2 separate regions of the Homo sapiens genome follow, and region 1 is linked to region 2. A link is a contact called in ENCODE POLR2A ChIA-PET data. All regions are on one chromosome and are shown on one strand. The core of a region is the stretch at or near the end of the contact, and the rest is flanking DNA. Distances in the headings are between cores, read along the strand shown. Region 1 has its middle 18 kb from the start of TOB1-AS1. Region 2 holds the start of LUC7L3 (LUC7 like 3 pre-mRNA splicing factor).

Region 1 (3,923 bases), core at 1,116-3,615, 170 kb after region 2:
GAAATGTTTTTTGTTTTGTTTTTTGTTTTTGAGACAAGGTCTCACTCTGTCACCCAGGCTGGAGTGCAGTGGCATGATCATGGCTCACTGCAGCCTCAGTCTCCTGGACTCAAGTGATCCTCCTGCCTCAGCCTCGTGAGTAACTGGGACTAGAGGTAAGTCTAGTCCTCCATGCCTGGCTAATTTTTTTTTTTTCTATATTGCTCAGGCTGGTTTGAACTCTTGGGCTCGAGCAATCCTCCCATCTTGGTCTCCCAAAGTGCTGAGATTATAGGTGTGAGCCACCATACCTGGCCTAAAATAAAATATTAAATACATTTTAACATTTATTATATTTATATATTATACATACTTTTTGTACAATTTGAATATATACATATATCATCTTTATATTTGGGGCTCACTTCTTTGTTTATGTAGTGTTTGTTTCCAAAAGCTTCCTTTATTATCTCTCACAAAAATGAGAACAGAATGCACACACCACACCTATCTGCCCTACATTCCAAAAGCATTAATTTATCACATTGGAAGAGATCTGTTTTTTTTTTTTCACTAGACCTCTTCTGTGAACAGAGATCTGATTTTTGTGCATTCTGAAATACCTATTTATTATAAGAACTCTGTAAATGGTTGGCTAAAATGGCTTTAATTCAATCCTAACATACTCCCTAATAGAGAGTTAGCCCTTTTGTCCTGTTTCCCTGCGTCTGGATTCCCATTCCATAAGCATCGCTCACAGGACTACTCTACTGGGTGCAGGAGAATAGGAGGCTGAGTAAGCCCCAGGCTAGTGGGACAGACACTTCCCAAGCCAGAAACCCAGGAGTCTTCTGAGACACCCCCTTTTGCTCACTCTGTCCCTAATTTCAAGCTGCCACTGGACCCATCCGCCTGACCTCCTACCTATTGATCTTGTCCGTTCGCCACCCTGCAGGCCATGAGCACCTCCTCCCTGGACCACCACGCCAGCCGCCTACTGGTTTCCCTGCCTTGACTCCTGCCTTCATTGCTAACACCTTCTCCACCCCACAAACAAGGGATGGATCTTTTAAAAATGCAAATCAAGCCTAGGCAACGTAGCAGGATCCTGTCTCTACAAAAAAAAAAAAAAAAAAAAAAAAAAAAAAAAATATATATATATATATATATATATATATATATATATATATATATATATATATAAATAAATTAGCCAGCTGTGGTGGCGTGCACCTGTAGTTCCAGGTAATTGGAAGGCTGAGGCAGGAGGACCACTTAAGCCCAGGGGTTTGAGGCTTCAGTGAGCTATGATCGCACCACTGCACTCCAGCTTGGGAGACAGAGGAAGACTCTGTATTAGAAAAAAAAAAAAAATGCAGTCCAGGCGCGGTGGCTCATGCCTGTAATCCCAGCACTTTGGGAGGCTGAGGTGGGCGGATCACTTGAGGTTAGGAGTTTGAGGCCAGCCTGGCCAACATGGTGAAACCCTGTCTCTACTGAAAATACAAAAATTAGCCAGGTATGGTGGTGCACGCCTGTAGTCCCAGCTACTCAGGAGGCTGATGCACGAGAATTGCTTGAACCCGGGAGGCAGATGTTGCAGTGAGCCAAGATGGTGCCACTGCACTCCAGCCTGGGCAATAGAGCGAGACTCCTTCTCAAAAAAAAAAAAAAATGCAAATCAGTCATGTTCCCGTCACCCTGCACCCACTGGGGTAAACCTATCAGTGTCTCCCATGACTTTTAGGGTGAGGACCAAAGCCCTCACTGCAGTCTACAGACCCTCGAGGATCTGCTGCCTGCCTGCCTACCCAGCAGAAGGCCAGAGCTTGCCCAACCTTCCTCCACCCTCTCTTACTTCCTCAAATACACCAGGTTCCCTCCCACTTCAGGGCCTTCTGCTAGTCCTGCCTGCAGCCTCTCACTTACTCCTCTCACCTCATTCATCCCTAGTGAGCTTAGCATTTGGCTTTTATTTCCCTTCTTCAGGGGAAGCTGCCCCAGTCCTATTACAGCAAACCCTCAGCTTTTTGCTCCCATAGTTCCTATGCAGCTATTTATTCAGTAGCTGTCTCCACCGCTGAGCAATGCAGTCGAAAGGGATAGGATCTGTGTCTACTTTGTTCCTTGCAGTATCCTGGGACCCCAGCACAGAGCCTGGTTCATACAGGACTTAATGAATGAGTGAGTGAATGAATGAATGAGTGATCCTGCTGTATTACCAGACAGATCGTGGTAGGGGCAACAGTTGCTGTGAGGTTTTGGGAAGCTGTCTTTGCCTGGGAGGTGGGGAAGGCAGGGCAGAGCCTAAAGAAGCCTTGAAGGGAGAGTGTTGCTTCATGGGCAGGGAAAGGAAAATGACATTCCAGACTCAGCCCCTACACAAGTGTGAGGCAGACTCCCATGGTTGTCAGGTCAGAGTAGGGAGAGGCAGAGATAAGGCTGCGATTGTGGGTGAGCTCAGCCTGGGAGGAGCTCTGCATACCAAAATAAGGACTGAACCTTGTGTAGGTAGTGGGGGAACCTGGGAAAGTGTGTTAGGCAATCTTTCCCCACCCCCTTCCTCTTTCCACCTCTCCCCTGCTTTCCTTCCTCCTGGAGATAGGGAGCAAGGTCTCCAGGGGCCAGGCAGGTGCTTCTGGTTGGAAAGGCCGTGACCAGGACTTGTTGGGTCCATTTGACTCAACGGACCCCTTTCTTGGCCCTGTCCCCAGATGTATAGGGCAGAGCTAGAGTTGTAGAAAAGGGAGACACACTCCTCAGGGCCACCACACTCACCCAGCAGGGGTCTGGGAGCCCCTGAAGCACCCGGGACCCCAGCCTCAAAGGTGGATGCTGGAGGGAGGATTTGAGGGAGCAGGCACCCATCAGTGAGAATGACGAGTTGACGGCACAGCTGACAAGTGTCTGGGGGTGTGCCACCTCCCTGCGCTGCTTCTGAGCTGTTTGCTTTGCCTTGGTACACTTGAGGGGTTGGAAGTCCTCAGCCTTCAGAGCTCCAGGTTTGAGGCACAGACAGGTTCCATTTTGCCCAAAGCCAGGCAAAGGCTCCTCTCTCTGAGCAGAGGTTGCTGGGTCACAGGAGCTCAGGGTGGCACTGCACTCAGGATTCGCAGCTGCCTTGACGTCACCAGTGTCCCAGGTGAAGGCACAAACTCCTGGCCTGAGGTGAGGCTGAGGGAGACAAGAGCCCACCAGACTAGGCCAGCACTTCCCATGGGCTTAGACCCCTGCTCTCCTGCCTCCTCTGATATTTCAAATCTTTCAGAATTTCAAAACCATAGGACCTATTGACTTCTAAGCTCCCCACCCTGCTCTTTGGGCTTAAATTGTGCTTTATCTCAACAGCATTCATTGAGTGCCAGCTCTGTGCAAAGCCCTGTGCTAATGTGCTAGGCTCTAGAGTCATAAAGATGAAAATTTTTCTTTTTTTAAAATAGAGAATAGTCAGTCTCACTTTGTTGCCCAGGCTGGTCTCGAACTCCTGGCTTCAACTGATCCTCCCATATTGGCCTCCCAAATACTGGGATTATAGGTGTGAGGCACCTTGCCCAGCCAATGAATACTTTATGATATGATCCCTGTTTTCAAGAGACTTACAGTCTAGTTAGGGAAATGGACACAAACAGACCCTTTCAGAACAATGTAAAGACCTCAGAAGAGGTCAAATTCTATTGGAATCCATCTGCTTTTTTTTTTTTTTTTTTTTTTTTTTTTGAGATGGAGTCCCACTCTGTTACCCAGGCTGAAGTGCAGTGGCACCATCTCGGCTCACTTTAACCTCCACCTCTGGGTTCAAGTGATTCTCCTGCCTCAGCCTCCCCAGTAGCTGGGACTACAGGCGCGTGCCACCATGCCCAGCTAATTTTTGTATTTTTAGTAAAGAAAGGGTTTCACCATGTTGGCCAGGCTGGTCTCAAACTCCTGACCGTAAGTGATCTACC
Region 2 (4,048 bases), core at 1,016-3,515:
CACGCCAGGACCCAACCCGTTACCTTTTTAAGATTTTAAGTCATTAACTATCCCCTTCTTTTATTTTCCACCTCTCTACTGGAATATCCCCAACATTAAACATTCTCTCATTTCCTACGTTTGGGGTTTTTTTTTTTTTGGTCTTTTCTTTTTTTTTCCTTTTTGTGGAGAATGGCGTCTTGTTATGTTGCCCAGGCAGGTCTTAAACTCCTGGCCTCAAGCTATCTCCCTGCCTCTGCCTCCCTAAAGTAGTGGGATTATGGCGTGAGCCACCATGTCTAGCCTCTAATTTCCTATCTTCAAAAAGGCTCCAGCCCCACTTGGTGGCTCACGCCTGTAATCCCAGCACTTTGGGAACTTTGGGAGGTCGAGGCAGGTGGATCACCTGAGGTCAGGAGTTTGAGATCAGCCTGGCCAACATGGCGAAACTCCGTCTCTACTAAAAGTACAAAAATTAGCTGGGCGTGGTGGCGGGTGCTTGTAATCCCAGCTACTCAGGAGGCTGCGGCAGGATAAACTTGAACCCGGGAGGCAGAGGTTGCAGTGAGCCAAGATGGTACCACTGCACTCCAGCCTGAGCGATAGCTCAAAAAAAAAAAAAAAAAAAAAAAAAGGCTTCATGTCCCATACCTCCTTTGAGTTCTCACCCTATTTTGCTGCTTTCCTTCTTAAAAAGAGGTGTCCACGACCGGGCGCGGTGGTTCACGCCTGTAATCCCAACACTTTGGGAGGCTGAGGTGGGTGGATTATTTGAGCTCAGGAGTTCAAGACCAGCCTGGGCAACTTGGCGAAACCCCGTCTCTACCAAAAATACAAAAACTTAGCCGGGCGTGGTGGCATGCGCCTGTAGTCCCAGCTACTGGGGAGGTTGAGGCGAGGGGGTCGCCTGAGCCCGGGAGGTTGAAGCTGCAGTGAGCTGAGATCGTGCCATTGCACTCCAGCCTGGGTGACAGGGCCAGACCCAGTCCCCCCAAAAATAAAAGTGTTGGGCTTGTTATCAATGTGTAGTGCCTTACATTGTATAAACTCATTTAATCTTCACAATAGCATCGTGGCTGGGGGCCGGGGGAGGACTATTGTAAACCCCATTTTACAGAAAAGGAAACAAAGGCACAGAGCGGCAGAGCTGGGATTACGAACCCAGGCAATCTGGCTTTAGAGACCATACCCTTAACTGTGCTAAAGCATTATCCCAACATACGTTGATATATTTGTGACTTTATTTCTTCAGCGATTATCTCCCCTCGCCAATGCACAGGTCTGCGGGAGCATGGACTGTCTGAAAGGTTCTGAGTTTAGCTTTAAGCACAGTGCCTGGCACATACCATTTGTTGAATAAATGGATCTACCTATCTATATATATGTGTGTGTGTGTGTGTGTATGTGTGTGTGTGTGTGTGTGTGTATATATATATATATATATATATATATTTTTTTTTTTTTTTTTTTTTTTTTTGAGATGGAGTTTTGCTCTTGTTGTCCAGACTGGAGTGCAATGGCGCGATCTCGGCTCACCGCGACCTCCGCCTCCCGGGTTCAAGCGATTCTCCAGCCTCAGCCCCCTGAGTAGTTGGGATTACAGGCATGCGCCACCACGCCAACCTAATTTTGTATTTTTAGTGGAGACGGGGTTTCTCCATGTTGGTCAGGCTGATCTCGAACTCCCGACCTCAGGTGATCCGCCCGCTTCGGCCTCCCAAAGTGCTGTGATTACAGGCGTGAGCCACCTCACCTGGCCTACTGGATCAATATCTTTTTAAAAAATTCCACACTGGGAGACATTTGGTGTAGGACTGAATCCCCGTATTTTAGAAGCCGCCTTGTCTCTTCTTGCCTCGATTTCCCATCCTGTTAATCAGGAGACTCAGGGCGGGAGGACAAAGCCAGGTGCAAGAGGCGTGAGCACAGCGACTAGGAAAATGGAGTCGGAAGCCGTAATCTTCAGTTTCCTCCGCTGCATGAGGCACCATGTGCACCACGTGGACTAAAGGAGACACTTTCTCCATTTTGAAGCGGTGTCCAGGCTTCAAGACCTAGGCTCCAATTTCTCACCGTGAAGAAGCTCGGGAAAACCGGGCGCTTGGGGAGGCGCGCGGGCAGAGGCTACCCGTCCCCGCGGCCTCTAGACAGGGGCGGAGTCCCTACCCGGCCTCCGCGGGCCCCGCCCCCGGACGGCGGAAGCCGAGCTCGCCCTCTCCGCCCGGGCCTGGGCGTGTCCCACGGGCGCACGGCATGCTGGGAAGGCGTCCGCGCGGCGGCCATTTTGTCTTGTCGGCTCCTGTGTGTAGGAGGGATTTCGGCCTGAGAGCGGGCCGAGGAGATTGGCGACGGTGTCGCCCGTGTTTTCGTTGGCGGGTGCCTGGGCTGGTGGGAACAGCCGCCCGAAGGAAGCACCATGATTTCGGCCGCGCAGTTGTTGGATGAGTTAATGGGCCGGGACCGAAACCTAGCCCCGGACGAGAAGCGCAGCAACGTGCGGTGGGACCACGAGAGCGTAAGTCCCGCGGGCCTTGGCCTGAGCCCGGGCTCCGTGGGGGAGGGGAGCGGGCGCGGGCTGTGGCCCTCCTGGCCGCGGCGCGATGTGGCCAGGGCCGCACCCGGGGTCGAGCGTCTGACCCGGTGCCCATGGAGCCAGGAGGGAGGATGCTGTCCGGACCCGGGGATGGGGGTGATTTGGTTTTGTTGTTCTAGTATCAAGGGGGTCCGGGAGAGCCCTTGGCATAATTGAAAAGCACCTTGATGAGGCGGGGAAACGCGGGAAAGAAGGATAGCAGCGTCTTATTAAATCTAGCGGCTCCGAGGTTTCACCTCATTATGAAATAGGGAGAAGGGCACATTTTTCTATAGTTTGGGTTGAACGTCGTATTTAGACTAAAATTTCTGACCAGGATTCATGGTAAAAATCGTGGCGGTATTTTATTTAAGTAATTACAGCATGACGCTTATACGGGGAAATAGAAATGTAAAAGAAGTCGTTTACTTGTTAGGGTTTACCGTGATGATTTACAAGTATTGTTCGTTAACAGTATTCTAAGAAGTCCCTTATAGAGGCAGCTGTCAAGGTTTTTTCTTCCACATAAAACTCATTTGATGCTCTTAGCCCGGGGAGTAAAGGTAAATATTATAACCCCAGTTTCACTGGTGAGACTTAAAAAGGCTCACCCAAAGTCTTGGCAACTGAGGAAACTAATCTTTGTAGTTCTGTTAGCTTTCCACAATCCTATGAAACTGGTTCTCTGCACCTACTGTAGCATTTCAAGTGTTTTGATCTAGTTTTGAACATGCAGTGTAATGTTTACTTTAGGTCTTATCTGGAGAATAGATACAGAATTTAATTTTACTTTGAGGTTATAATCTAACATGCTAATTTTAAAACAATTGCTAATCAAAATAGGAAGGAATAGTTCAGGTAATGCATGCTTCTTTAGAAAACTGTTTTCTTACTCTTTTTAAACGTAGGCTTTGGTTAAGGTAAAATTTCTTTTTTGCAGTGTAGGAAAGCAAGTTGGTGCTAGATGACTCCTTTTAGGACTTTAAGAAAGAGTAAGTTTGGCTCAAGTTGTGTTGGGGTGCTAACTGATTCCAAAGTAGTATGAAACATTCTTAGAGTAGAATTTATTGTTTTTAAGAGGTGGGTTTTTTGTTTTTAACATTTAGGCTCCCCATCCCCCCGACCATTTGTCACAATAGGAGACTAAGGAACTGCTTACCTTGACCATCTTTCTTTTGTAGGCATCTTTGTTATAGCGAAGTAACTTTTTTTTTTTTTAACTACCTGACTCTGTAACCTTTCAGTCTAAACTTTGCAAATGTGTTAGGAATAACGCTCAAAATCCTAAGTAAGGTAAAAAACCAAAACATTATGGCGATTTGGCTTATGTTCAATAGGTTATTTGTATATTTTGAATTCAAGAGAAAAATGCTTTCCATTGCACTCCTTATCAGTTGGAACAGCCTTGTATCTCTGCACCCTTGACTTTGAACACGTTTTAGAGAAACTGTTTTCTTTCCCGGGGTAATTTGTTGCCACATTGCATTGTATGTGATG

Evidence for each region. ChIA-PET counts read pairs that join two places held with the same protein, here RNA polymerase II (POLR2A).
Region 1: POLR2A ChIA-PET joins it to region 2 with 10 read pairs in Caco-2. The contact joins the enhancer-like site here to the promoter of LUC7L3 in region 2. POLR2A ChIA-PET finds 5 or more read pairs at or near these places in 4 of 52 experiments (Caco-2, GM12878, HEK293 and 1 more).

The regions. Positions count from the first base shown.
Region 1 is chr17:50,882,251-50,886,173 of GRCh38, forward strand. No RefSeq gene overlaps it. Among named protein-coding and RNA genes, the nearest start is that of TOB1-AS1, 18 kb to the left of the region's middle. RefSeq lists enhancers at 2,427-2,955, 2,956-3,484. Within about 2 kb of position 2,366, at least 12 of the 41 ENCODE cell types and tissues checked have a DNase peak (open chromatin) inside an H3K27ac peak, as active enhancers do.
Region 2 is chr17:50,717,338-50,721,385 of GRCh38, forward strand. LUC7L3 (LUC7 like 3 pre-mRNA splicing factor) reads left to right here and starts at 2,266. Exons shown (of 10, transcript NM_016424.5): 1 at 2,266-2,494. The coding sequence starts at 2,396. RefSeq lists silencers at 1,973-2,202, 2,543-2,602 and an enhancer at 2,233-2,372.